2 separate regions of the Homo sapiens genome follow, and region 1 is linked to region 2. Evidence: read pairs that join two places in POLR2A ChIA-PET (ENCODE). Cell type or tissue: OCI-LY7. All regions are shown on one strand. Links, peaks and the distances in the headings refer to the core of each region. The heading gives the core; the rest is flanking DNA.

What was found. Peaks named below come from ENCODE experiments on the same cell type or tissue, not always from the same donor. Only the 100,000 strongest peaks of a DNase experiment are listed, where the experiment ranks them.
Region 1: POLR2A ChIA-PET joins it to region 2 with 5 read pairs; 5 of 35 experiments call an interaction of 5 or more read pairs at or near these places.

The regions. Positions count from the first base shown.
Region 1 is chr1:8,688,376-8,703,499 of GRCh38, forward strand. The region is part of intron 1 of RERE (arginine-glutamic acid dipeptide repeats); the gene reads right to left. Among named protein-coding and RNA genes, the nearest start is that of RERE, 120 kb to the right of the region's middle. RefSeq lists an enhancer at 2,304-2,804 and silencers at 4,795-5,089, 12,844-12,943, 14,659-15,124. In OCI-LY7, for the core only: no CTCF peak of the experiment used is centred there; no DNase peak of the experiment used is centred there.
Region 2 is chr1:8,454,806-8,469,929 of GRCh38, forward strand. RERE (arginine-glutamic acid dipeptide repeats) reads right to left here. Exons shown (of 23, transcript NM_001042681.2): 11 at 11,120-11,218. Among named protein-coding and RNA genes, the nearest start is that of SNORD128, 33 kb to the right of the region's middle. RefSeq lists an enhancer at 4,823-5,720. In OCI-LY7, for the core only: a CTCF peak has its summit at 10,359; DNase peaks (open chromatin) are centred at 3,176, 6,706, 8,446, 10,386 and 1 weaker place; H3K4me3 peaks cover 2,807 bases; H3K27ac peaks cover 6,881 bases.

The DNA.
Region 1 (15,124 bases), core at 3,084-11,083, 230 kb after region 2:
ACATGGTGAAACCCCGTCTCTACTAAAAATACAAAAATCAGCTGGGCGCAGCACCTGCTATTGTAATCCTAGCTACTTGGGAGGCTGAGGCAGAAGAATCCCTTGAACCCAGGAGGTGGAGGTTGCAGTGAGCCAAAATTGTACCACTGCACTCCAGCCTGGGCAAAAGAGTAAGACTCCATCTCAAAAAAAAAAAAATTAAAATTAAAATTAAAAAATTAGCCAGGCATAGTGGCACACACCTGTAGCCTCCCAGCTACTCCAGAAGCTAAGGTGGGAGGATAACTTGAGCATGGGAGCTATGATCGTGCCACTGGGCAAAACATCTATCTGTCTGTCCATTTGTCCATCCATTCATCCACTCATACATATATACCATGAGATATCCAACACTTTCTTATATAATAGGATTTATGTTAGATGATTTTGCCCAACTGTAGGCTAATGCAAGTGTTCTGAGCATGTGTAACATCGGCTAAGCTAAGCTATGGATTTTGGTAGATTAGGTGAATTAAATTCATTTTCGACATGTATTTTCAACTTAGGATGGGTTTCCTGGGACACAACTCCATCTTAAGTCAAGGAACAGCTATATACTGGAAACCATTGATTTGTATACTTTTTAAATGAGTGAGCTATCTCGTATAGGAATTTTCTCTCAATAAAGCTTTTTTAAAAATCTATTCCAAGCTTTTAATCTAAAGAAATAGTTTTATCAAGTAAAAATTTGATTTTTTTTTTAGTTTCTTTGTTGAAATTTCAATGGAAAATGGAGCAAATTAAGTATGTTCTGACAGCTTATGAATATAAACTTTGTAGAGACTCAGAATTCTTTCAGAATGAAGGGCAGAATTAAGGATGGAGTTTTTGGCCTTTGGTTTGGTTGTTTTTCTTCTTTAGTTGACTAAAGTTTATAGTTTCTGGCATTCCTGCTTTATCCCTTTGATGAAGACATACTCAAATCACTTTGACTAAAATAAACAGCAATTTTCTGGTTGTAGATAGCCACAAATAACTCCTCTATCCTATTACAGACATTCATCAGCAAGACTGAGTAACAAACCAATACCTGTATAAAAATGAAAGGATACAATATCACAAGTACTAATTCAGGTAATATCACATTTCTTAGAGTTATGACACTTCAAAGAAATTTTATACTTCAAATCTAAACAGCAGGCCAAGGAATTCATATTTTTTCCCTGAGACAGGAAAGATAATTCAATAATTTCCCCACTGAAGTTTCAGTTCCCATGCCAGAATGTGAGAAGTGAGAGAGTTCTTCACCTTGAAAATCAAATCACCACAGGGACTAAAAATAAAGGTTATATTCTTCTAAGCAAAGCGATTATAAGACTGACAAATTAAGGTGCCCATCGAAGGAGCAATGGATACAGGAAAAAAAAAAAAAAAACTACTAACAGGCTTAGTTAGCCACTTCCAAAATGTAAACTGTAAATGTGGGAAACTCAATGAACTGCCCTACACTTGCATCTCATTTTGTGTAACCTGAGAGGCTAACATCTGTTCTGCCTCCTTCAGAAGGCAGCTGTAAGGATGGAACTAGAGGCCAGTAAAGGCTGTTCAGTAGGTCTAAAGTCTTCTGCCAAGAGAAGTATAATCCTCATTTCGTTCTCAAAAAGCTCAGTCTCTGTAGTAACATACTGATCATCTTCTGCAGGTATAAAATTTATGCTCTGTATTAGTCCGCCATAACAGAATACCACAGACTGGGTGGCTTAAACAGCAAAAATTTATCGCTTGCAGTTTCGGAGTCTCAGAAGTCCAAGATCAAGGTGCCAGCAGATTCACTTTCTCAATGAGGGCTCTCTTCCTAGCTTGCAAATGGCCACCTTCTGGGGCTGTGTCCTTACATGTCAGAGTGAGCACTGGTCATCTCTGGTCTCTCTTCCTCTTCTTATAAGGACACTAATCACATCATGAGGAGCCCCACCCTCAGGATCTCATCTAAACCTAACTGCCTTCCAAAGGCTCCACCTCCAAATACTATAGCACTTGGGGAACGGAAAGCTAAGGCTTGAACATAGGAATTTTGAGGCAATACAATTCAGTCCACGGCACTCGCCTACACAATTTCTTTACTGATTGTCTCTAGGCAGAAATTAAATCTTTGTATCGAGAGAGAAAGATAGTTTGAAAGGATGGCTTTAAAGGGGGCTGAAGGTAGCTTACTGAGATTTAGACAATGTAAAATAAAATTTAAGAACAGATGAGGGTATTTGGTGGAGAATAATAGCTAAGAAGTATTAAGTATTTACCTTTGTGGATAGTTTCCTTAGGTCACACACCTAGTTTCACGGGTCACACAGGCTACAAAGCCTTTACTTTTAATTATACAATATTTGCTTCTCTTTTCCTTGGAACAAAGGAAAAAATAGAAGAGGAGGAGAATCTAAAAGATGAAACCATGAATGAGCTGCTACATAAAAGTATGTATTCATGTTCATTTTGTACCTTTTGTTAGATGTGGCCAAAATTTTAGTTTATTTTTTATTTTTATTTATTTATTTATTTATTTTTGAGACGGTGTCTCGCTCTGTCACCAGGCTGGAATGCAGTGGTGCAATCTCGGCTTATTGCAACCTCTGCCTCCCAGGTTCAAGCAGTTCTCCTGCCTCAGCCTCCTGAGTAGCTGGGACTATAGGCGCGCACCACCACGCCCAGCTAATCTTTGTATTTTTAGTACAGACGGGGTTTTACCATGTTGGCCAGGATGGTCTCGATCTCTTGACCTTGTGATCTGCCCGCCTCCACCTCCCAAAGTGCTGGGATTACAGGCATGAGCCACCGTGCCCGGCCGGCCAAAATTTTACAAGCAAATGGCTCAAAGGAAACTTGATGAGTTACAGGATTCTAAATCTGTAAGTTAGAAAACAAACCACATGCTCAGAAGGTCTGGTTTTTTTTGGTACTAAGAGCTAAGAAAAGTTTATCTCTATGTCCTCATAAAGAAAGCAGTTTAATACGGTCAACAGCAGCCTTGGGAACCCCTTTATAAACCATTCAGTACACACAAACACTGTTCCACAAGTGTTCGCACAAGTCAATGGCCTCAAATCAATATAAGTAAAGCAAACCTGCCAAAAATAAGAAATGCAAAGCCTTCCTAGTCATTCAAACATAGATCTAGGGCTCACCAGAATAGGAGTTCTTAATGAGAGGGTTCATGGATAGGCTTCAAAGGCTACATAAACCATCTGCAATTTATGTACTCAAACAGTCACAAATTATGTTCTGGGAGAAAGATCATATATTACACCAATACTCAAAGAAGTCCCTGATAAAAATAAAGTTAAGGACCTGTAACAAGAATTAATGAACTACATAACCATCAGGAGAGCCTATCCAAATCATCTTAACAACCAAGGCACTGGGTACTTATATGCCACAATTAGGCTGATGTTAAATTCCAACAAGTAGCTAGTACTGGATAAATGCAGAGTCAAACGCTCTAACTTAGCTTACCCTGGAAGTAGTTCTAACCTCCTCTAAGAAGTGCACAGTACCTGTTGCATAGTAAGCCCCTGAATATGCACTGCTGCAATTATTACTGGATATATTACAAGCTCCAAGGACAGGACCAAATCTTCTGCATTTCTGAGTTCCTTGATCATTAAAATAAATGGTCCTCAATAAAGAAAGAAAATAATACAAACATTTAACTCTACATAGATCTAGCAAATAAGGACCTTAGCAGAATGGGTTTATTTCTAAAAACTGAAAAGCATCCCTTTGTTTTATAAAATGAAATGTTTTGGAAAACGAAGAACACAGGGAAACTGAGGGGAAATAACACTTACATGGAACCACTAACAAATTCATACTACGGTCATCCCTCGGTATCCAAGGGGAACTGGTTCCAGAACCTCCACAGATACCAATATCCAGACACTCGTATATAAAACGGTATAGTATCTGCATATAACCTACTCACATTCTCCCATATACTTTTTTTTTTTCTTTTTTTTTGAGATGGAGTCTCACTGTGTCACCCAGGCTGGAGTGCAGTGGTGTGATCTCAGCTCACTGCAACTTCTGCCTCCCATTTCAAGCGATTCTTCCGCCCCAGACTCCCGAGTAGCTGCGACTAGAGGCGCCTACCACCACATCTGGCTAATATTTTTGTATTTTTAGTAGAGACAGGGTTTCACTATAATGGCCAGGCTGGTCTCTAACTCCTGATCTCAAGTGATCTGCCCGTCTAGGCCTCCCAAAGTGCTGGGATTACAGGCATGAGCCACCGTATTCGGCCCGGTATACTTTAAAAAGAATCTCTAGATTACGTATAATACCTAATATAATATAAACGCTATATTTTTTAATTTGTGCTTTTTTCTAAACATTTTTGCCCCACAGTTGATTAAATCCGTGGACACAGAAGCCAAGAATACAAAGGGCTTAGTGTAGCATATTTTACATGAACCCTAACCTATCACTCTACCAGAATTATGCCCATTTAAAAATCTAATTAGATTGTATTATTCCTTTTTACATCTAAAGTTTATGCTTTCCGCTTACAAGACAGAGTATGAGGCACATGTAATGCATAAGATTTATGGTCCTCGTTTCTCCTGCTCCATGACAAATAGTAGAGAAAAATAAAAACTGTAACAGAGCTGGCATCGGAAATGAGCAGTTATATGAAAAAAAAAATTTAATAACTAAGAAGGGCTAAAATCCACTACACTGACAACACCAAATGGTAGCAAGTATGTGGAGCAACAGAAACTCTCATTCATTGCTTGTGGGAATGCAAAATGCTAGAGACACCTCGCAAGACAGCATGGCCGTTTCTTACAAAACTAAACATACTCTTACCATGGGACACAGAAATCACACACCTTCATATTTACTCAAAGGAGCTGAAAACTTATCTCACCACAAAAAACTGCACACAGATGCTTAAAGCAGCTTTATTCATCATTGCCAAAACCTGGAAGCAATCCAGATGTCCTTCGGTAGGTAAGCAGATAAATAAACTTCAGCACAGCTACATGATGGAATATTATCAGTGATAAAAAGTAGTGAGCTATCATGCTCACAGAGACATGGAGAAACCTTAAGTACATTTTGCTAAGAGAAATAAACCAATCTGAAAAGACTACATACTGTATGAGTCCAGTTATATGACATCTGGAAAGCAAACCTATGGAGATATTAAAAAAGATCAGTGGTGGCCAGGGGCTTGGGGGCAGAGAGGGAGGGATGAATAGGGAGAACATAGGGCATGTTTAGAGCAGTAAAGACTCTTCTATATGATATTGTAATGGTAGATGCATGTTATGAAACATTTCAAAACCCATGGAATGTATAACACCAAGAGTGAACCTTAACATACACTATAGACTTTAGTTATAAATAATGTATCAATATTGGCTCATCAACAATAACAATGTACCAAACTAATTCAAGATGTTAATAGGGGAAACTGGGAGTTAGGGGGGATGCGGGAACTCTGTACTTTCTACTCAATTTATCTGCAAACCCAAAACCATTCTAAAAACTAGTCTACTGATTTAATGTTTTAAAATTTTTTAATGTTTTAATCTACCATATAAAATAAAATGCTACTTATCTAAATGCTTAAATGTTAGGCCTGTTAGCAAAACTGAACAACACCAATTTTCTTTCCCAAAAAAAAAAAAAAAAAAGGCCAGATTGCTTTAATCCTTACATTTTCCGCACTTTTAGTTCTCCTTTTCCATTCAAAGAGCCAGGAAGTGCTAGCCAGAGCAATCAGGCAACAGAAAGAAATAAAAGGCATCCAAACAGGAAAAGAAGAAGTCAAGCTACTGCTCTTTGCTGGCAATATGATTCTATACCTAGAAAACCCTGAAGACGCCATCAAAAGACTCCTGGTACAATAAACAACTTCAGTAAAAGTTTCAGGATACAAAGTCAATGTACAAAACTCAGCAGTATGTCTATACACCAATAATGTTGAAGCTGAGAGCCAATCCAGAATGCAATCCTATTTATAATAGCCATAAAGAAAGAAAATAACTAGGAATACACCTAACCAAGGAGGGGGAAAATCTCTGCAAAGAGAACTAAAACACACTGCTAGAAGAAATGACAGGTGGGCTGGGCGGGGTGGCTCACGCTTGTAATCCAAGCACTTTGGGAGGTTGAGGCGGGCAGATCACAAGGTCAGGAATTCAAGACCAGCCTGATCAATATGGTGAAACCCCATCTCTACTAAAAATACAAAAATTAGCCGGGCGTGGTGGCACATGCCTGTAGTTCCAGCTACTCGGGAGACTGAGGCAGGAGAATCATTTAAACCCGGGAGGCAGAGGTTGAAATGAGCCAAGATCATACCTCTGCATTCACGGCTGGGTGACAAAGCGAGACTCTATCTCAAAAAAAAAAGAAATGACAGATGACACAAATGGAAAAACATTTGATGCTCATAGATTGGAAGAATCATTAAAATGACCACACTTTCCTAAGCAATCTACAGATTTAATGCTATTCCTATCAAACTACTAATGTCATTTTTCACAGAATTAAACAAAGTAATTCTAAAATTCATATGAAACCAAAAAAAGTACCCAAAGAGCCAAAGAAATCCTAAGGGGGGGGGGGGAATGCTGGCAGCATCACATTATCCAACTTCAAGCTATACTATAAGGCTACGGTAATCAAAACAGGAGGGTACAGGTACAAAAACAGACACATAGACCAATGAAACAGAATAGAGAACCTACAAATAAAGTCATAAACCTACAGCCATCTGATCTTTGACAATGCTGACAAAAACAAGCAATGGGTAAAGGACTGCCTATTCAAAAAATGGTGCTGGGATAGCTAGCTAGCCATATGCAGAACTGGACCGCTACCTTTTCCCATATATAAACATCAACTCAAGGTGGATTAAATATTTAAATGCAAGACCACAAACTGTAAAAATCCCAGAAGAAAACCTAAAAAACACCATTCCGACCCTTGGCTTTAGGAAATAATTTATGACTAAGTCCTCAAAAGCAACTGCAACAAAAACAAAAATTGACAACTGGGACCTAATTAAACTAAAGAGCTTCTGCACAGCAAAAGAAACTATCAACAAAGGGCCAGGCATGGTAGCTCATGCCTATAATCCCAGCATTTTGGGAGGCCCAGGGGGGCGGATCACCTGAGGTCAGCAGTTTGAGATCTGCCTGAACAACATGGTGAAGCTCCATTTCTACTAAAAAAAAAAAAAAAAAAAAAAAAAAAGCCAGGCATGGTAGTGAGCGCCTGTAATCCCAGCTACTTGGGAGGCTGAGGCAGAGAATCACTTGAACCTGGGAGGTGGAGGTTGCAGCGAGCTGAGATCACGCCACTGCACTCCAGTCTGGGTAACAGGGTGAGACTCCAACTCAAAAAAACAAAACTGTCAACAAAGTAAACAGACAACCTACAAAATAGCAGAAAATATTTAAATATCATGCATCTGACAAAGGTCTAATACCCAGAATCTATAAGGAACTTTAACAATACAACAAGCAGAAAACAAATAACCCCATTACAAACTAAGCAAAAGGCATTAACAGACATTCCTCAAAAGAAGACATACAAGTGGCCAACAAATATGATAAAATGTTTAACATCATTCATCATCAGAGAGATGCAAATCAAAACCACAATGAAATATCGTCTCACGCCAGTCAGAATGGCTATTATTAAAAAGCCAAAAAACAACAGACACTGGTGAGGCTGTGGATAAAAGGGAACAGTTATACACTGTTGGTGGGAACATAAATTGGTTCAGCCACTGTGGAAAGCAGTTTGGAGATTTCCCATTACCAGGTATACATGCAAAAGAAATTAAATCGTTCTACCAAAAATACACATGCACTCGTATGTTCATCACAGCGCTATACACAATACCAAAGACATGGAATCAACCTAGGAACCCACCAATGATGGACTGATAAAGAAAATGTGGTACAGGCTGGGTACGGTAGCTCGCGTCTGTAATCCCAGCACTATGGGAGGCAGAGGTGAGCAGATCACCCGAGCTCAAGAGTTGGGAGACTAGCCAGGGCAACATGGTAAAACCCCATCTCTACTAAAAAGATAAAAATTAGCCAGGTGTGGTGGCACACATCTGTAGTCCCAGCTACTCAGGAGGCTGAGGCAAAAGAATCGCTTGCACCCGCAAGGTGGAGGTTGCAATGAGCTGAGATTGTGCCACTGAACTCCTGCCTAGGCAACAGAGTGAGACACTCTCACAAATAAACGAACAAGGCTGGGCGCGGTGGTTCACGCCTGTAATCCCAGCACTTTGGGAGGCTGAGGCGAGTGGATTACCTGAGGTCAGGAGTTCGAGACCAGCCTGGCCAACACGGTGAAACCCCATCTCTACTAAAAATACAAAAATTAGCAGGGCATGGTGGCAGGCGCCTGTAGTCCCAGCTACTCAGGAGGCTGAGGCAGGAGTATAGCTTGAACCCAGGAGGCAGAGATTATAGAGAGCTGAGATTGCGCCACTGCACTCCAGCCTCGGCAACAGAGCAAGACTCCATCTCAAAAATAAAAAATAAAATAAAAACAGTTGAAATTATCAAAAAAAAAAAGTAAATAAAATGTAATGGAGGTACTAGTGAAAAAAATAATAAGATCCAAACTCAAATTGCTCCTGCACCCAACACACTTAAGAGTAAATACTGTTAAGAGTCCTTTCCATGAACATCTAACATATTGAGAAAGGTGAATATTTCATTACTGAACATTTACTCTAACCTATGTTAAGAATTATGATCTGTGGAAAGAGCACAGGCTAAGGAAGCTGCCTAGGTAAATAGCCAAAAAACATACACATAAGATGAAAACTTGTCTGCGTCATTTTCCTACCACTCAAAAAAGAAGGTAACAGTAAGAAATAAACAGCAAAAACAAAAAGAAAAAATTGTTCAAATGTTCAATCTAGATATAGGTTTTTCTGTATAATTTAATCAATTAATAAATAAATACACATGTATCTTTCTTCCCCCAACCACACCCCCCCCACACAACTTTTTTTTTTTTTTGAGACGGAGTCTCACTCTGTCCCCCAGGCTGGAGTGCAGTGGCGTGATCTCAGCTCACTGCAAGCTCCGCCTCCCAGGTTCACGTCATTCTCCTGCCTCCGCCTACCGAGTAGCTGGGACTACAGGCACCCGCCAACACACCCGGCTAATTTTTTGTATTTTTACAAAATGTTTTTCACCATGTTAGCCAGGACGGTCTCGATCTCCTGACCTCGTGATCCGCCGCCTCGGCCTCCCAAAGTGCTGGGATTACAGGCGCGAGCCACCACACCCAACCTACCACACACAACTTTCTAAAGTTCCTGGATAATGTTCTAAACTCTTTTTCTATGTTTTACATGTAACTTATGCAAGCCATTCACTTTACTAAGCAAATGAACAGTAGTGTCTGTGGCCAAAAATAATAAGACTTAAAATTTTGAGTCCTTCCAAAAGAACTTGTATTAAATCTTTGGAATAGAAAAAAAAAGTTCATATTAGGGAGTAGATCTGGGTATTGAAAGGCCTGTCTTTTTTTGTTGGTAATGCCAAAGAATGTCATCACACAAGACTCACCTTATAATATTATTTATGTATAAGTTATCAATTACATATATTTAACATTTTAAGTGAAAGCAAGTTTATTAAGAAAGCAAAGGAATAAAGAACGGCTATTCCTTAGGCAGAGTAGCCTATATTTAACATTTTTTAAATGTTTAAAATTATAAAGCTGGTGAGTAAAACAAAAACATCTTTGAGTGATACAGATCGGCAGAATTTCCCCAGCCTCATTCCTGAGAGACCACCACATAAAAATAACTTGGTTATCTGCTTCTGTATGTAAACTCAGGTTGTTTGTGCAAAACATAAACTGCCCCAACTAAGAAATCCTGAAGAACATGCAAAAGGAGGTACTTTCACTGTCATTTTATTAAAAGGCACACAAGTCACTACTGCTGAATATACCACTGTTTCTACCCAGCTATTTTAAAATTATTGGTAGATAATGTGGTGAGCTACTGGTAAATACAGCTGTGAACACAGCAGCACACACCATCTGGAGGCTTTTGACTTAAGCGATTTTTCAAATGCACAGTATATTTACACTCTTTTGTTCCTTTGAAGCCCACCAGTCACATATAAATGGACCCTTTCTTAAAACTACAACTACAAAAGCTCATTCATCTTGTGGAAAACAAGATATGAGAAACAAATCTAATTGTTCAGCTTTAGAACAAGTGATTATTTCAAATCATTAACAGCATAAATACTTTACTTTTTCTATTTTTATTTTTTTTAATAGATAGAGACAGGGTCTCGCTATGTTGCCAAGGCTAGTCTTGAACTTCTGGACTCCAGAGATCGAGATCTTCCCAATAGGGCCTCTCAAAATGCTAGGATTACAGACGTGAGCCACTGCACCTGGCCCCAACACTTTACTTTTATAATGATCTCCCATACTTACCCATTATATTCTTATTATCTTAACAAGAAGCTTCTGATTAATACTCTAAAATTAAATGTTTTCTTCTTTTTTGTTTTTCAATGAGACAGGGTCTTGCCCTGTCACTCTGGCTGGAGTGCAGTGGTGCAATCATGGCTCACTAACCTGCTCAGAAATTATGTTTGTAAGTTTCACGAATCATCATGCTCATTTTTATTTGTTTTGTCCTCCTCCACTGGAAAATAAATGCTATGAGAACAGAGACTTCATCTTTTTTGTATCTTCAGCAACTAAAACAGTACCTAGTACATAATTAGTGCTCACTATGTTAACTATTCACTGTTTTCCCATGCTAAGCATGGTCCTAAAGCATTTCGTAAACCCTCTAGGTAGACTCATTATTTTCTGGTATGAGAAAACAGTCACAGAGGTTAAATAACTTACCCCAGGTATCACAGTGAGTAAGTGGTAAACTAAGAATAGAACTCAAACTCAGACAGCCTAACTATTTACCACTACGCTGTACTGAATAAATTAATGAATTACACCAGAGTTCAATGATAACATTAAAAATTGAGTAAAATTATGCTAATTTTCCTATTGACTAAGCATCAACATTATTCTGTTTTATTACAAATATTTAAGTATGTCAACTATTTCATGGATTAATTAGATTTTAGAGGGAAAGTCTAAGACCCCAATCATCATTAATATGTGGAATTGGATAACAACCTGGAAAAAGACTTACAAATGAACTTGTGATATAACCTGTTTGAATTGGATGTAGGATACCTACTTCCCTCCATTATTCCTTGGATTCAGCAGTCTGTTGCCAATCTGAATGTTTTAACTTCTTTTAATTAGAGAAAACATTTTCTATATAAGTTACAATGAAATTATCACGTTTTCTAGAAAATACTGCACTCTACTGCTTCATTCCAGGTTGTCTGAAGATGGACCAATTTCTCCAATGAATTAAAAAGTATCTTAGTCTAAGACAAGCTCTCTTTCTACCCAGCCACCCCCACGAGATCCCACTCCGCCCCAACAACCCTCAGCCCCCATCTTCTATCAGCAAACTGGGCCTCTGACACAAAGGTACCACATTTATAATATCAGCTTTAGTCATAAACAGATTTCAATCAAGTTTGTTTCTACGACTTTTGCTCCTTTTTAAAAATGCAATGGATAGCCCAGGCGCAGTGGCTCATGCCTGTAATACCAGCACTTTGGGAGGCCGAGGCGAGTGGATCACAAGGTCAGGAGTTCGAGACCAACCTCGCCAACATAGTGAAACCCCATCTCTACTAAAAATACAAAAATTAGCCAGGCGTGGTGGCACACGCTTGTAGTCCCAGCTACTCAGGAGGCTGAGGCTGGAGAATCACTTGAACCCGGGAGACGGAGGCTGCAGTGAGCCGAGACCATGCCATTGCACTCCAGCCTGGGTGACAGAGTGAGACTCCAACTCAAAAAAAATAAAAATAAAAATAAATGCAGTAGATAATAACAGCTCTGGACAGTAGTATCTACTCAACAGGAAAGCAGACAGTAAAGAGACCAGACCACTGAGAACCCATGTCAGTCACATTACAATCTATGTTACAGCCTGAAAAGCCTGAAAAGACTCAAATCTACTCATAAATACTTTCTAATAACTTGAAACAATAACACTATAAAATATCAAGTTGGCCACACATGCCCCTGAGCAGACACGTCTAAAAGCTTCTATGTGCCACCCAGCCCATGGCCAAACTGCTGTTGGTCAATGGGTTGCTCAAGTCCTTTTGTACAATGTAACGAGAGGTAAGAGACAAGGGGGAAACATTCTAGCCACCTTATCTCCAATGATGCCAACATTTATTTCTGCTTGAGTTTTACAAACTAATCCTAGACTAGTTAACAAAGAACCCATTTTTCATTGTTGATTTTTACACAAAATATTGGCTTCCTATGTCATTATAAAATGGATGGCTCCATCGGCTTCTCAGCCTACACAATAGCAAGCAAAACCCTTTGGCCTTGGAAAAGCATGGTAAATATAATACCTACTAATAAGTTACATGGTTTACCAATTTCCTCAAAATCAAAAATAAATCTCTCACAAGTCAACTATTAAATAAGTAAACAAAAGCTTGTCTTGTTCTATCACTTGCTTAAAAGCAAGCACGGTGGCATGGGAGAGGGATTAAGAAACACAACCAGTCAAGTCCATAAAACCTTCAGTGTAAGATAAAACTACCCTGTAGGAGCAGCCAATGCATTCTGACCTAACAGCTGTACACAGTTGCACTAGTTAAAATGAAAAGCTAGTCTGCATCACACACAGGCAATTCACTGAGCCTTACTGATACGTTGATGGGGTTTACCATCACAGTCTTCCCTCCCCTAACCTACAATGTAAAAAATGAATTGCCATATAGCTGAAGGCACCGGGATGGGGGTGAGGGGAATACACACACACACACACACACACACACACACACACACGCACACACTCCCTCCCTCCCTCTCTCAGGCATTTCAAAAATAATCACAACCATGTAGATTGTAACATATCCTATACGCTATAAAAACACACACACAAAGGAAGTGGTACAGCTACATTACGTCAGCTCTTGCCTCAATTCATAAATGCAAAAACCACAAAACAAGACAAAAATCTAAACGGCCTTTTTCTGGAAATCTTAGAGTGAATGAATGTGGGTTAAGTCTTTAAATATGTTATTGAACACTTCTCGCAGATGCATTGCTTTCATCAGCCACGGGGAGGGAAAAAGTGTAATCTTGGTCAATTCTATCATGCAACCAGATCAAATAACATTTCAAGTGCAGCCTGCCAAGCGCCAGCGCCTGCCGGAGTACAATGAGCGCTCAACTGCTCTGGACTGAAAAACCATCTTTCACTGGTCCCAGGGATCTTTATAAAATAGTTTAAACACTACTAAATTACAGAGTTAGAAAAAAAAAATACAAGCTCAACTCTGCTGCCCCCACACTATTGTGAAGCTGCTGTTAAGCATCTAAAAATCTGCCTTGTGTAATTTACTAGGCAATGTAAATATTCAGAAAGGCAACTGCCTCTCAGAGCCCAAGTCTAACACATGCATAAAAATGTAGAGTTGGTTGTGCTTCTGGAAATAATTGCCCACAGATCAACGTGCTTACATGGGATATTGTTCCCATCTGTAAGGTTTCAAATCATGTCTACTTTAAATTTGGAGTTTCCAGAAAGAGGAAAAAAAAAAAAAAGCCAGAACTCAAAACAGTAATTTTGGCACAGAATTGTGAGGACTTTGTTAAATCTGTTCTCAACTTTTACTCAGTGTCTCAATCTTAAAACACAGAGGCACAAAGGGAAAATGGAATTTCTCTGTAGACACCCGTGTTCATTCACAGACCATTTTTTAGATTTTCCGTGTGGCTGAGAGGCCTCCAGCCAAACAATGCCCACAGAGCGCGGGGCACATGTGCGCCAGGGACGCTTAAGGGCTGCAAGTAAAACAAAGTAACCTATTACAGGAGTTTCCTTCTCAGCAAACAAAAAGTGGTCAAGCAGGTCTCCCTACAGTTTCAGAAAACAAGAGTTGAGTAAACAAGAGAGGAGAAACAAGGAAGACAGCATCCCACACTAAAAAATTCTTTTAACAATTTAAACGTAAAACAATCGTCAAGAGTACCTCCGCATTTTAGCTACTCTGGCAAAATAACAGTAGTTCGGTCCAAGAAGAAAATTTCATTTGTCACTTAAGTAGCCTCAAATCAAGTCCATCAAATTCATTTTATTTTTAAACTTGTTTATTCCACAGTAAAGCAATGAAGTTTCTGATCAAAGAGCGACTTCTGCATTATACTCGGCTTCAAAAGCACTTTCCTTTCAGAAGAAAAAAATAAAAATATATACATATACATGTATTTTTAAATAGTGTTTTCTCTCCCCCCTCAAAAAAATGTTTTCTGTTCGATTTAATTAACTGAGATTTCAAGAGTTTGGGGCTACTTAAAAACTAGTGAGCCCAACAGAAATGCAATGGGACACGGCAAATACTGACTCCCCGTTCCTGGAAAGCCATCATCATTCTTAGGAACACCCGAGTTCCATCTTTCTAGGGTCGGCTGGAACACTCCGTGCACCCACCCCGAGCCCCCCGCCCGCACTTGTCCAACTTTCTGGCCCGAGATTCGCGTCCCCCTCGACGCACGAGGCCGCCGGCCACTTGCCTGCGGCCCGCTGGCGGCGAGAGCTGAGCCCGCGGGCCTGGTCCTCCTCCTCCGGCGCAGGGCCCCGCCAACTCCGGACCCGCGGAAAGGGGCGGCGCAGGCGGGCAGGTGGGGGCCCGGGGAGTGAAGTGCACTTGCTAAAACAAAAGGAGGCCTGAGCGGCCGCAGGGCACCGCGGCGCGGGCGCAGGTCCCGGCGGCTTGGCGGCTCCGGGAGGCGGTGGCCGCGCGGGGCCCCGCCCGCGGCTAGGGAGGCGGCCGCCCTGGCCCGAGCCTGCTGCCCACGGCCGCGGCACTCAGCTCGCACTCCTTCAGCCCGGGAGGCCGGGCCAGCACTGCCACATGCCGGTGACCCAGACGCCGGGAGAGAAAGAGCAGACTCCCCGCGACGGCGGCGGCCGGCAAAACCCGGGCTGGAGCCCAGCCCGCTCCGCGCGCACCCCTGC
Region 2 (15,124 bases), core at 2,564-10,563:
AACAAACAAACAAACAAACAACAAAAAAAAACCCCCACAAAACTGAAGACTCAAGAAGGGGAGTGGGGAGATCATACTTTCTTGAGGCCACACAGGTGGCAGCCAATCTGAGTACTGATACCCACACCTCTGACTCTCAGGCCAGTTTTCTCTCCACAAACCACCAGGCCTGTTTTTCCTGCTTCTGCCCACCAACCCACCCCAAAAATGAGTTTTCCATATAGGAAAGAGAAGAGCCTGGCTTATCTTCTTCAGGAGGTAACTGTGCCTTCCCCAGAGAGCTCAGGTGCCAGGACGTCAGCAGCCCTCAGACAGCAGAGCCAGGAGGGACACGGGGCAGTGGTGACGAAGCTGTTCAGGGCAACTCTGGGCATCCTCCTATTTTCAGAATAACAATCTTCCTGGTGTTCTTAGCAGCATGATTCCTTTTTTTATTATTATTTTTTATTTTTTAGAGACAGGGTATCGCTCTGTCACCCAGGCTGGAGTGCAGTGGCGAGATCACAAGGGAGCACGATTCCTGAACTGGGGGAACAGTGCTGAGTTGTATGGGAAGGTGTGTTAGAACAGCCAGATTCACCTGTGCTGCCCACTGAGCTCTTTCCTTCTCCATCACTCATTCTCCCATAATAGAACATCTCAACCACACGTATCATCAGTACACATCAGGTGATGTTGGCAATGAACGAGTTTTTTTAATTGGAATTTAGAAAATAAAACCACAAACTGGAAGGAGTTGGTTGCTCCTTCCAAAGCAAGCTACTGAGAGGAAAAGAACAGGGACACATCCAGTTAATTAATTCTCCCTAGACGGTGGCAGCTCAAGAGCTCAGCCAAAGAGGTCACTGCACTGAAGCAATGTGAGGTTTCTCTTCTGTTCCACCCACTCAAATGATATTTTCTTATTATCAATCCTGCTCCAGGTGCTGGGCCAGGTTCTGTGAATACAAAAAGAATTAAACTACAACCCTGCCCTCAAGACTTCCTAGTTTTGTGTGGAGGCACCTAAATGAACTTGTCAAACCAACCTGGTGCAGCAGGGCCTGCAAAATGCAGTGACGTCCCGGCCTTCATCAGTCATGGGCCACTCCTCATTCTAAAGTGCCTCGTGAGCACCCTAACCTCTCAGAAGAACGAGTGTTGGGGAAAGAAGAATATCAGAACACTACTAGGGAACATTAAGCTTGGCCCAGCATTCTAGTTAGTCAGTGCACGTAGCATCCATCCTCCAGACATTAAGAATAATCACCACAGGCCTAGAGCAAGCAAATGCCGGCCGACAAGGGAAGCTGGCCTCTTCTGTCAAACAGCAGTATTAGAGGGACTCTCCCCTGAGCTGAGTCTCAAAGCCAGGGTATTTGACTCAAGAAAGGAAGATTTTTGAGATGACTCTTTTCATTAGGTGTTATAATTCAGAGCATGACATCTACAGTTTTAAGTTTTCCACAGTGTTCACTTCCTGAATTAAAATTTGTCAGGACAGGCTGATAACAAGAGTAATGACTGCTCCAAGATAGAGGTAGAGCAGGTACACTTTTCTTTCCAGGTATTTTCTTGCTCCTACTCAGGAAAAACAGCTCCTCTCACAAATGCTGAATTTATAGTAAACTTATGTAGTAAATATTGTCTAAACCAGTTACAAAACAAAAACGCTTCAATCTTGACACAATGAGCAGCTGCAGAAGTCAGAGGAATGCATGACTCAGAGTCCTACATAACTGAAGCCGTAAAAACACTGTTATGAGAGATACAATGTTAGGAGAAAACAGAACAGCCCTCAAGAATTCCTCATTAATTTGATAATGTAATTTAACTGTGAGGTACAAAATAGGAGTGAACATCTCTGGTCTAAGATCCTGGTGGCCTTCCGACTTCATCTTCTCCATCCACTCCGGGGCATCTTTGCTCTTCCTGGAACACACTCAGGCATGCTCCCACCTCAGGGCCTTTGCACTGTTTCCTTGGCCCAGAATTCTCTTCCCCTATGTATCTGCAAGGCTAGCTTCCTCACTTTTTAAGGTCTTTACTCAAAAGTGAACTCTCCATGGCTACCTTAAGAAAAAGTTCAACCCCTCTACCTGGTATTTCCTATCACTTTCCTGCTTTTAATTTTTTCAGGACTAACACACTATACATGTCACTTAGCAAGACTGTTTTAATCTATCCTCCTTCCCCACTACAATCTCAACTCCATGAAGGCAGAGAATTTTGTCTGTTTTGTTCACTGCTGTATCACCTGGCAGAGTGTCAATGCTCTACCAATATTTCCAGAATGAAAGAATGAATGAATTTCAACTAGTGAGCTAAAATCAGAACTGAATGAGAAACTTGGTAAGTAGGAAGGAATCATTCTATCTTCATGTTCACACAGTCAACAATCACAGGAAGAGCCAAACCGACACCAAACTCCTCTGCAAGGAATGCAGAGCCAGACAGACAGATCCTGAGGCCCCATGCTCAGGTGGTGAGGCCAATATCAGGCACTGTCTTTCTCCCCTTATAACCACCAAACACATGCTGCTTCCTGATAGCTCAGTACTTTGCCTCATAAATGTGGAAAACACACTAGAATTCACCTATATAAAGGTACTTCGGAAAAATGTCTTAAGGCAAGTGCAAAAACAAAATCAAATCTAAGTGTCAATTAGTTGCATGCAGGGTGTTAGGAAAAGAATAACAAAACACTACTAGAGAAGATACAAAATAGGCTGGCACTCTAGTGAAGATGGCAATTAGGGGGCTACCAAGGCCATCACTACTTCTACCTAAGGGAGACTTACTTACTTACTTTATATATTTATTTATTTATTTTTTTGAGACAGAGTCTTGCTCTGTCACCCAGACTGGAGTGCAGTGGCACAATCTTGGCTCAATGCATCCTCTGCTTCCTGGGGAGGTGATTCTCCTGCCTCAGCCTTCCATGTAGCTGAGATTACAAGCACGCACCACCACGCCCAGCTAATTTTTGTATTTTTAGTAGAGACGGTGTTTCGCTATGTTGGCCAGGCTGGTCCTGAACTCCTGACCTCACTTGATCTCCCTGCCTCCGCCTCCCAAAGTGCTGGGATTACAAGCATGAGCCTCTGCGCCTAGCCTAAGGGAGACTTTAGATTTAAGACAGAAGTATGCCAGGAGAGAGGAGGTAGCTTTAAATGAATGACTTCCTCTCATGGTAGGGTTCTCATTTTTCACTTCCTGTTTCCTTCTCCCAACATTCAATTCCAGTTACCAATGTAATATGTCTCACCTGTGAAAATGTAAGACTCCAATGTCACTATACGTAGAATGTTCTAAGCACACGCATTAAAACTGACTCCAATTCTGTTGCTAAGAAACTGCACAAGAAAAGGGTTTTCCATCCTCTTCGTTTATAAAATAACCACTGTCTATGGGAGAACAAATGCAATCTCTCAAGTCCCCTTGTGCCTTGTTCTCATTTTTTAAATGAACAGAGAAAGATGATAGAGAGTGGCTGAAAGTGTATGCTATCTCCATTTTTTTACATGCCCTTGAAAATGAGATGGAAACATGGCTTCAATAACCCACTGCTCTAGTATTTATTAATCTTTCAAGCTGAAGACTCCCCCCATTACTCCCCTTACTCCCCGCTCAAGCAAAAATGAAAAATATACCGTCAAAAGTACTCTTCGATTTAAAAAGATTATCCCAAGCAGCCAGGAGTAATTTAAGGTGTGCTTATATTCAATGTGGGGTTACTTTCCAGGTCTCTGTATAGCCCTGATGTCTAAACACAGACGTGTGCGCATGCGCGCACACACACATATACATACACACACACGGCCCTAAAGAACAGCACAAGGTATGCTGGCTTTTATTTTTTTAATCTAAAAGTAGGGCTGGGGATGATGGACTTAAAAAAAGTACCGGTTAAAGACACTAAGAAAAGAATAATCTTGTTAAACACAAAGAGCAAAATGGGCATACTAACTTCTTTGACCACAGCATAAAGAGGAAGCCTAGAAAGTAGTGAGCCGTGGATGTGAATGGAAAGGTCACAGCTGAATCTGTACATTTATCCCAGAGGCGACTTCTACTGACATGAACTACTGAAATACATTTTTGAAATATCTCTTCCCTTCTAATAAAATGCTTGTCCTATTTCATTTACTAAAGGGTTTTAAAAATACATTTCTCTTTAGAGCTTGTTAAACAGTAGAATCTTTCTGCAAACTAATTGACAGAACTGACTGCCTTACACCAACTTTTCTGTGCATATAATTGATTTTTAATTTGCTGTCTCATTTCCGAAAGGACTTGACAATAAACTCCATTCTATCCATACTATTGACTTCTTTAAGCAAGGGTTTGGTTCAAAGGCCGATGGGAATTAACCATAGGAAAAATAGTCCAATTTTATTAATAGTTGGAACTTCAGGCAAATCTCACTTGAATCTACATTTTTCTTTTTTAATATTAAGGGCTAATTCTCACTATAGGTCACATTAAGAATACATAATATGGAGTAATATGTACATACGTGTAATATATCAACATTTCTATTTCTCTTATTTTTCCTACTCTCATATATACAAATTTAGTTCTTCATAAGAAACAGTACCACTGTCATTTAAAACTGGAGGAAGGGTGGTTAGTAGAGAGGAGAATCTACTGTGATTCAATTTAAAATGTACTAAGTACCTACTATGTGATGCAGTAGATACATTGTATCTATATTTTGGGTTAATGGCAAAGGTTCCAAATGAATTGTAAAAATTTTCAAGTTATAATTTCTTTAGAAAGATAATTTCAATGTTCTGACTCAACTCACATGTATGCAAACCTGTACACATACGTAAGTTGACAATGACATAAAACCACGTACGTACATAAACAAAGACCAGAAGAGAGCAAGAAGCCAGCAAATGAGACGATGAAGCCAGACACTGTGAGACGACGTGTTAGTGGTGAGGTTTTAAATTCCCTTTAATGATTTTAGGATGTTGTTCTAACAATAAAAAAAACAATCTGCACAAAACCCTAAAAAGAATAAGAAAGTGAAAAGGTTCGTACTAGATGACCTACAAGACTCTCCTATCATCATTTTTGAATGACTACATAAAATGGTCAACAACTCTGGAAATTTTACCATTCCTAAAATAAATATAACTAACCCTTCCCCTATATTGTGGATGTAAAATTTTAAAACAAAATCACCAAGATTATTAGTATCTGAAATCCACGTAACCATAACTACAAGCTCTGAGAGCCTCTCTCCCTCTTTGTCATTGTCCTCCTTGCTGTTTTCACCTCCACAACCTCCTGCTGCTATTGGATCTTAACGGGGATTTTGCTGTGAATTCCATTTTCCTCAGCTGCCATGCAAACAGTAAATAAAATTCATTGTATTTTTGCCCCACTAAGCAGCCCCGTCTTCTGGCACATTCAGATGCCTAGCTTGAAAAGAGTGAACAATGAAAACAATGTTTTCTCAAGCAGACATTCCAAAAAGGGCATAACAAAGGCATCTGGAGATGCTGCTGGGGAAAGACACCCTGCAAATAGTTGTGTGTATTCTGTGTAAGTAATTCCTTGACCGGCCGCACGGGTTCACTGGATTACAAATATTTAGAAAATTACTTTGCCATCTCATGTCAATTTTGAAAGAAGGATTTTCATTTATATTTATGATAGACTGAGCTTTAAATTGAAGGAAGATTTAGATGTTTTAAAATTTATGAGCTTGTAAATAAATCCATGTACATGGCCAATTAAGGTTTATCACTACCACAGATTAACTATTTTTGGATAAAAATTTCAGAGCTTATTTGTATCTAGATTGTTCACCTCAATGTATTACATCAAAATTGATATAAAATATTTAATGGGTAGTGTATTTCAAGATAAAAGCTATAGTTACCCAAGATGAAATAAAAACACCCTGTAGTAACATGGTAAGCAACAGAACCTTCACTTTGTGCAACACCTGGATTGTTGCGGAAAGCGAATTCAACATGAAAATAATTTTAAAAACCAAAACGCAGCTAAGTGGATAGGAAGCAAAGAGTGAGATGCACAGCTCACTGGAGCACCCAATCTTACAATCTTGCAAGTCAAACCAAACTCCACAAGGAAAATGCAGGCCCTGAATTTTAAAAAGAATTCAATTAGCATCCCCAGTATTTCCATAATCAACAGCTGAATGCTAATTAAGAGCACAGCATCAAGCGGCAACGGAATCCCAGTGCAATAAGCACCAACACAACAGCAGCAAATGCTACCTTCAGCTCGCATGCATAAATAAACAGAATTAATAACCACCCAAGCATGGAAGGGTGACTTAATCTGTTTCGATTAGGTGCAGTTCAGCCTGGGGCCTTTATGTTATATTTGAATGTGTTCATCATGTTTAATTAAAAACCTAATAATCTAAGATTTGTTTTGTTTGGGTTTTTTTTTTTAATGTTTTAATCTCTATTTCCTCCTCTTTATCTTCCTAAGTTCTACCAATCTGGATGACTTCCTGAAAAGGAACAGTATTTTTAGCATAATATATGTGAAATTGATTAACCATCAATGTAACTCTCAGAGGCAGAAGGCAGCCATTTACTTTGGCTCCACCCTTACCCATACCTTGGTATTTAAAGCTTCACAAACTGACCTAGCATTTCTTCCAAAATGCTTCTCTGATCAAACCAAGTTTACTTAGCCTGAAAGACATGACCCAGGTGTTGCTCACAGACACTCGGCAAAAGCAAAATTAATTTGCAGTATCCGGTACAGAATTTGACAGAAACTGGCACATTTTGGCTTCAGTTCAAGATTTGAAGTGTCTCAGCCCCAAAGCAACTTCAATTAGGAACATCATACACGCACACTGTCAGAGAAATAAACTGAGAGTTTGAGATGAAAGGCCTCCTATTGTGTGATTCTGAGGTCTAAGATCTCCAGAATTCATGATTATCTGAAAGACCTAGGAAAAAGAGGTCAGGTGATAGGAGGAGGAGGAAGAGGAGAAGGAGGAGTAGGAAGAACAAGAAGAAAGAGTTTAATGTGTGAGCTTTTTCCAAAAGTACTTTTATTATTATTATTTTTTTTGGAGACAGAGTCTTGCTCTGTTGCCCAGGCTGGAGTGCAGTGCCATGATCACGGCTCACTGCAGCCTCTAACCCCTGGACTCAAGCGATTCTCCAACCTCAGCCTCCCAAGTAACTGGGACTACAGGCACATGGCACCATGTTCAGCTATTTTATTATGTTTTTAATTTTTTTGTGGAGACAAGGTCTTGCTGTGTTGACCAGGCTCCAAAAGTAAAATTTTTAAGGTTGGTTTCTGAGGCATGTAAAAGTTTTTCTCTTTAATGTGCTGATTCATAACTATTAACTATTAAAAGTTTTAAAATGCTGGATTGAAGACACTCAATTATAGTGAAGAACTTTTTAAAAGGATTACCTTGAACAAAGAGTCATCAATATTCTTCAAGCCTCTCATATGGAGAGAAACTATCTTCATCATTAAGTCCTTACCCTTAATAAGTTTACAAACTCGGAGGACAATCAACTCAGAAATAAGACCGCAAGGAATGAAGAGCTGGGGATCAGAAGTCAGCACGAGGAGGCAGAGGATGAACTGCCAAGCGAGTGACGCGCAGAGGGGAGACAGTGCGAAGAGGGAGCACTGGCCGCGGGATGGGCCAGGAACCGAGCTGAGACTGGAGAACGAGTAGGGTCTGCACTGGCATGAGAGGTTAGTTTCTTCATAGAGCAGCAGGCCTGCCAGGCCCAGGAGGTGCAGAGGCCCAGCCTGTCCGCTGCACAGCAGGGAACTCACACCTTCAGGTGCTTATTTCACCAACCCTCTCACAGAGCAGCTGCTTCAAAGTATTCATGTAAAAATGCCAAGGGAAACCCGTTCATCAAGACTGTTGTAGTCAGATCAGACACTGGGTAGTTAGAACAAATTAATATGCCAGCGGCAGCGAAGTTTAGTAATAAGTAGCCAGGCATTGTGGCTTGCCTGTAGTCCCAGCTGCTCAGAGGCTGATGTGGGAGGATCACTTGAGCCCAACAGTTTGAGTCCAGCCTGGACAACATAGCAAGACCCCCATCTCTTAAAAAATAGTAATGATAATAATAAAAATAATAATTAGAATGTTCCAAGTATATAGAAAACTGGGAGGAAAAAAGGGGGAGGTAGGCCCATGTATTTATGTTAGCTGGAACACATTTGTTTTGCTTATTCCTGTGATTCCTGAGGTGAGAAAATGTGGTAAATTTAACAGAAGGGGGCCACATGAACACAGCAGGTGTTTTTTCACAGCCAAAGCCAGGCGAGGGTAAAGAGGGGACTGCCTTGTTGCCACATAAATCTCTTCAAAGATTTGATTTGGATCCATTCACCAGAAGCTTCCTTCAACCTCTCAATTATTCAGTCAGTCTCTCTTCTTCACTGCTGAGGTTTTCAAAGTGAAGCTTCACTTCCTACACATAAGGGAACCATTTGATCCTGAGGCTCTACAAGGGCTGGATGGCTGCCAAGACATTTTTCAAACCAAGAAGCAAACATGATAAAAATGACCCCAAACGGATACGGATGTATACAGTTAAGGATCATTATTCCATACTCAAAATATTCACCACTTTGGAGTCCTGTTTTGTTTTTCAAAATAAACCAGGCTCTTTCTGATGTGCAAAACTTCCCTCTCAGCTCACAGCGACAAATCCTCAAGCAGCAGCAATGGGGAGACAATCAACAGCTGCCTGATGTTACAAGCAGGCGCTGCAGGAAAAGGAAAGCAGCTTTCTCTTCAGCAGGAAGAGAGGACTTTGGCTGTGTATTTTTAAAATTCCAGAGGGAATGAAAGGTCACAAGAGAAATGAAAGAAGGGAGAGAGGAGAGCCATGGCTAGCGAGGGGCTGGGAGGCATGAGTGAGGAGTGGGGAGGGTGGGAGACACCAAGAAGAGGCAGGGAAGTGGGGAAGGAGAGAGGACGCCAAAGGGCATGGAGACTGAAGAGAGAGGAGATGGCCAGGAACTGAGGGAAATGCAGAAGCAGAAGCAGCCATGGATTGCAAGCTGACAAGGCCCTGAGGCCGCCTAGGCCAGGCTGAGAGGACTGAAGACAATCTCACAAAGGGTGGTTAAACGACCACAGTCTATACACTTGTTCCATCCTTTTCATCTCCTTATGTGTTTCTTCCACACAGGCTTTTCGCAGAATTTTAAAACCTTGTCAATCAGATCTCTTATCCACTCCTCACATAAACAGGCTTACAGTAAAAAAACAGTATCACTACGACTTCTCAAAACTGAATTTAACGTTGTCTAAACATTTTAAAATGTTTAAGATGTTTCTTTCTCTTTAATAATAACGTTAAGATTTTTATGGTTTTGTTTGTTTTAAAACAGCTTCATGAACTCTGTAAGTCTGATAAAGTTAAAGTCTTAAGGAACTATTCAACAAGCACTCCATTACCAAACCCTAGGGCCATTTCAGTGCATCTCAGCTCCGCCTAGCTTTTCCCATTCCTCAGCCCTTGCCCACCCTCACCCACAGCCATTCTAGGAGCAAATTCTCTTTTCTCTACCTTCAAGGTGCAGCCTGGATCTCGCTGCTTCTTATCACGACCACTGCTGCCACACCACCCAGCCACCAGTCCCAGCCTGGTGTGCAGCAACCCCCAGAGACCACCGGACTCAGCGGCCAGTGTGAGCCCCACTGTCGGAGCAAGTCACTCCTCTGTTCAGAAGCTGCTCATGTGGGGCACATCACCATGCCCTGACAGCAGGCCAACAGGTCACACCTGATCTGCTCCCTCTAGGGCACCCCTCCCACCACTCCCCTCCTTGCTGTGTTGCAGAAACATTCCTGCCTACTTCTTGAACATGCCAAGCATGCTTTCACCTTAGGGCCCAGAATTCTCTAATATCCAAAAGGCTGCCTTCCTCACCTTACTAAGGTCTCATCTAAATGTTACTTACCAGGACTTTCCTGATCCTCCCTTAGCTAAGACAGTACCCCACCCAGCTGATTCTCCCTCATTACCCTATTCTGTATCTGCTTCACCACCCCCGGCACATACTCATTTATGAAGGTCTCCCCTCTTAAAACTTAAGACTCCCAAGGAGGGACAACACCTGGCACGCAAGCAGGCACTCAGTAAATATTGCTGAATCAATGAAAGAGCGGGATCAGGAAAGCACATACAATTTCTAAACATTCTTTCTTAGCATATTTTAAAATACAGGAGAGGAACTTGCAATCAATAGGTGTATTAGTGCCAGCCTTCATTTAAATTTCATTCGACCTGAAAGGCAAATGTCAAGCGGTAACATTCATACTGAAGACTGTATTTGCAAAAGCACAAGAAATCCGTAAGTCGTTTACAGCAATGCCTTTTACAAGTCACAAGATGGAGATGTAGCTTCATTAAAACTGTCTGCTGGATGGGAATCCATGGGTTTGCAAGGCTGTATCTGTGGGCACATTTCTCTCCCCCCACTTCCTTCAACAGGCCACAGCAATACAATCAGTATGTAAAATCCAGCATATTTATTTCATCAACTCTCTGCTTCCCGCTTGTAATCAATGTCCTTTAAGGAGGTCAGGGGTCTTACAAGCCCTATAAAAACAAGTCACCAAGCCAAGCATGGTAGAGCATGCCTACAGTCCCAGCTACTTAAGAAGCTGGGGCAAGAGGACTGATGGAGCCCAGGAGTTCAAAACCAGCCTGAGCAACACGGCAAAACCCCCTTCTCTAAAATAATTATGATTAAAAAAAAGACAAGTCACCAACCCTACTTTAGGTTATATGTCCACGGGTTTTAACATGCTGTCTTTAAATAGGGAGGTATCACAAGCTAGCTTGCACCAAAAACAAGTTCAAATTAACTTTTTTTAGGAGTAACTATCAATTTCTCCTTTCTTTCCATGAAAGTTGGACAATCTTTCCCGACATCTATGAAGCCTAATCTTAATAAAATCAAGTCTTTCTGTACAATTAAGGGGCTGAAGGGCCCCATCCTCCTGCCTGGCGCTGCCACGGACAGCCATTCTGCATGACTGAAGCTTCTGCTTTCCCTGAGCAGCAGGGAGGTCACACACTGAGACGCCGGTGGCCCGATGCCCCAGAGCACAAGGCAAATGCTGGTTCCTGCTCACCACTTCGTCCTCGGTCCAGCACTTCTCGATGAGCTTGGGCACAGGCTTCTTCACCAGGCGCTGCAGGGCTTTGCCAGCATCGTAACCGCTTTCATGCAGCTAAAACAACAACAATTATAGTTAGCTAACTGCACCAAATAACAGACAGGACACAATCGATCCAAGGCAAGCTCCTCATTGACTATCTCCCACAGAAGAGTCAGGAAAGGGGCACTGAGACTCCATCATTTCAGTAGGCGCAGGAATTTGTTCTCATCCAAGACCACCCTATCCCAACCCCTATTCTACTCACTCTGGGAGAGGGAGGCAGGCAAGGCAGAAAATATTTTGGCAAAGATAGGAATAGGATTCCCCTATATTCCCATAAAGCAAACATTTAGGGAATGTTTGGCCCCGCCCAGTGCTCAGGACATTCCATGCAATCATTATCTTACTTAATCCTATGGGGAAAGTATTCTCTCATTTAATCTACGGTTTAGGAGCTATCATCGCCCTACTTCACAGATGAGGAAACTGAGGCACAGAAAGATCAAGTAAAGATGTTCACCACACTGAGCCAGCAGGTGGTGAAGCCAAGACTCCAACCCAGCCAGGAGGACCCCTACTCTTGCCTCATTCTCCGCAAAGCAGCGTAAAGTCACACTAGATTATGTTCTTTCTTTTTAGCATTTCTTAAGTTTTTTGACTGTGCTAATTTCACACAAAAACAAAATATTTAAAGTGGCTAAAATTTAAGAGCTTTTTAAAGAAAGTAAGTCTGTAATAGTATGCTAGTTTTTCAGTACATATGAATAAAGATGCAGGTTTATCTACATATTCCCTTTAGGACCAGACTTGTTTCTTGTCAAAGCTAATCAACTTTTCTCACCCTGCGTCTTTTCAACCCTGTGTAGTGTCTGGCACCATGGACACCTTCCCACCTCGCAAAGATGCTCCAGACACTCCAAGTTTCTGAGTTCCAACTTGCAGATAATGTAGAGAAACAGCAGGTACAAAGATCCTCCTGCTCTATCTACCTCCCCATACTGTGGCTGTCACTCAGAATTCTCATTGGAAATCCACCTTTCCTGTACACATCTAGTCTTCTTACACAAAGATTGGCTTTGTCTAAGACTTGCATCTCCAGTGCTGAACACAGTCCATAGTATAAGGTAATACTCCAGAAAAACTTGCTAACTTCCTAAATAAAATACTAGGTTCTGGGACACAGCAGTAAACAACACAGAGATCCCCGTTCTCATGGAGTGGACGTTCTGATCTTTTCACTCGTGCTTCAATCTCTTATTTTAACAATGAGCCAGCATTTGCCGAACATTCAGGTCAAGTAAAGCTGAACATTCAAGACATGTAAAGAATAAACCTTAATAAGTCACAGTCCTTATTTCCAGGAAACTTACAAATTGGTACAGATACAAAACATACAAAATGACAAGATCAAGTAGGTTGTAATAATTACTCTTGCTTAGGTTTAGGCAAAGACCTATGGAATCACAAGAGGAGACAGCCATGTGTTTCCTCTTTCTAACAGAAGACTCCGGAGGACATGCAGATGCCTTCCTGGCAACTGCTGGAGCCCCTGGGCTGGGCACACAGTAAGCTGGCAGTGGTAAATATTTGTTGAATGAAATCAATAAATAAATGCTGAAACACACACTGCAAGTCTCTCTTCCAAACATTTAACTGCCAACAAAAGGAATATCACAAACATTCATTTTCTTTTATTTTTTTCTTTTTTTTTGAGACGGAGTCTTGCTCTGTTGCCCAGGCTGGAGTGCAGTGGCGCGATCACGGCTCACTGCAAACTCTGCCTCCCGGGTTCACGCCATTCTCCTGCCTCAGCTTCCTGAGTAGCTGGGATTACAGGCGCCTGCCACCACGCCCGGCTTATTTTTTGTATTTTTAATAGAGATGGGGTTTCATCGTGTTAACCAGAATGGTCTCGATCTCTTGACCTCGTGATCCACCCGCCTCGGCCTCCCAAAGTATTGGGATAACAGGCATGAGCCACCGCACCCGGCCCAAACATCCATTTTCAATGCTCACTCAGCAAAACAGAAAGTATTAAAAATTTGAATTTCCAGAGCATTCTCACAGTTTAGAGGGCACTAATTTATTTTAAATCAAGACTGGGAAGTCCAGGTTGTACATTAGCTATAAGAATAAATCAACTATCTTAAAACAAAACAAAACACCTACAACAATGATCAATACTGGATCCCACTTGGGAGTGGTGGTGCAATGAATAAATATTAACTTATTTATTTTTATTATTATTTATCAATAAATTCGTATTTATTATTACCATTAGACTCTTTTAAAAATAAAATACTATTATGATTTGCAAATGTTTGAAAACTATCCAACCTAGGCTTCTTTCAGACGTATAAAAAGATCTGAAATAAAGTCAGATTCTCATACTTTGCCTAATATCCAGAACAAGCAGACATTTGTCAAGTTCTATAACACAATGGGGGTTTATAATCACAGGTCAACGTGGATTGGAACTGAATAAAAGGAAGAATTACATGCCTATTTAATGCAAAAAGCACACATTTTAGTGATAATTTGAAATCAAATGAAGTTGATCAAATCATAAATTTTTAATGAAAAGCTCATGGCAAAATTAACAACTTTTATAAGAGGTAATTATACTGTATGGGGTAATTATAAGAAAAGTATGAGGCTAGGCACAGTGGCTCACACCTGTAAGCCCAACACTTTGGGAGGCTGAGGTAGGAAGATTGAGTTCAGGAATTCAAGACTAACCTGGGCAACATAGTGAGACCTCATCTCTACTAAAAATTTAAGAAATTAGCTGGGCGTGGTGGCATGTGCCTATAGTCCCAGCTGCAGTCCCAGCTACTCAGGAGGCTGAGGTGAAAGGACGGCTTGAGCCTGGGAGGTTAAGGCTGCAGTAGTCTTGATCACACCACTGCACTACAAGTCCGGGTGACAGAGTGAAACCCTGCCTCCAATAAAAAAAAAAAGAAAGAAAGAAAAAAAGAAAAAAGGGTAAGTAGGAAAAACTATGGACTTTGGAGTCAAACTGCCTGGATTCCAACTCTAGCTCTACTATTTACTAGGTATGCGACCTTGAGAGAGTTACTTATCATTTTTGTGCCTTAATTTTGACATCTTTAAAAATGGATAAAATAATAACATCAACCTCTTAGCGACATGTGAGGATAATATTAGAAAATATATGTTAGCTACATCTTTTAAAAAGAAAAAAAAAATCGGCCTCAAGTGTGATCAGCTTTCCAGATTACAGAGTAGTCTTCTCAGAAACAAAAAATTTTGTTAAGCTATAAACAAAAACCACTTATGTGTCATATAAAATTACCCATGTTAAATGAGATTTGATTAAAACTCTGGTCTCACATACAGGAAAAAATTTGAATTTCAAAATCTTGGCTGGGCGCGGTGGCTCACGCCTGTAATCCCAGCACTCTGGGAGGCTGAGGTTGGTGGATCATGAAGTCAGGTGTTCAAGACCAGCCTGGCCAACAGGGTGAAACCGCATCCCTACTAAAAAACTATAAAAATTAGGCAGGCACAGTGGCAGGGGCCTATAATCCCAGCTATTCGGGAGGCTGAGGCAGGCAGGAGAATCGCTTGAACCCAGGCGGCAGAGGTTGCAGTGAGCTGAGATCGTGCCACTGCACTCCAGCCTGAGAGACAGAGTGAGACCCCGTCTCAAAAAAATAATAATAGTAATAAGAAAAATAAAATCTTATGTGCCTGCTACCAGGAAATTGCTCGTGAGAACATAAAGCCCACTCCAAAAGCAAACTGCTGAGTGGATGAAGCTCAATCAAATATCATTAATCCCTGTGGCATTCCGGCCTTTTGGTGAACCAAGAAGAGTTTTAAACTATAGCTGGAAGAGATGCTTCCACTGAAGTGTTGAACATCTCGTTGTGGTTGTTCCGTTTGTTAGAGAGCATGGCTGCAGCCTGCACAATGCCCCTCAGCTGAATTTCTAGTGATGAGCTTAATGGGGAA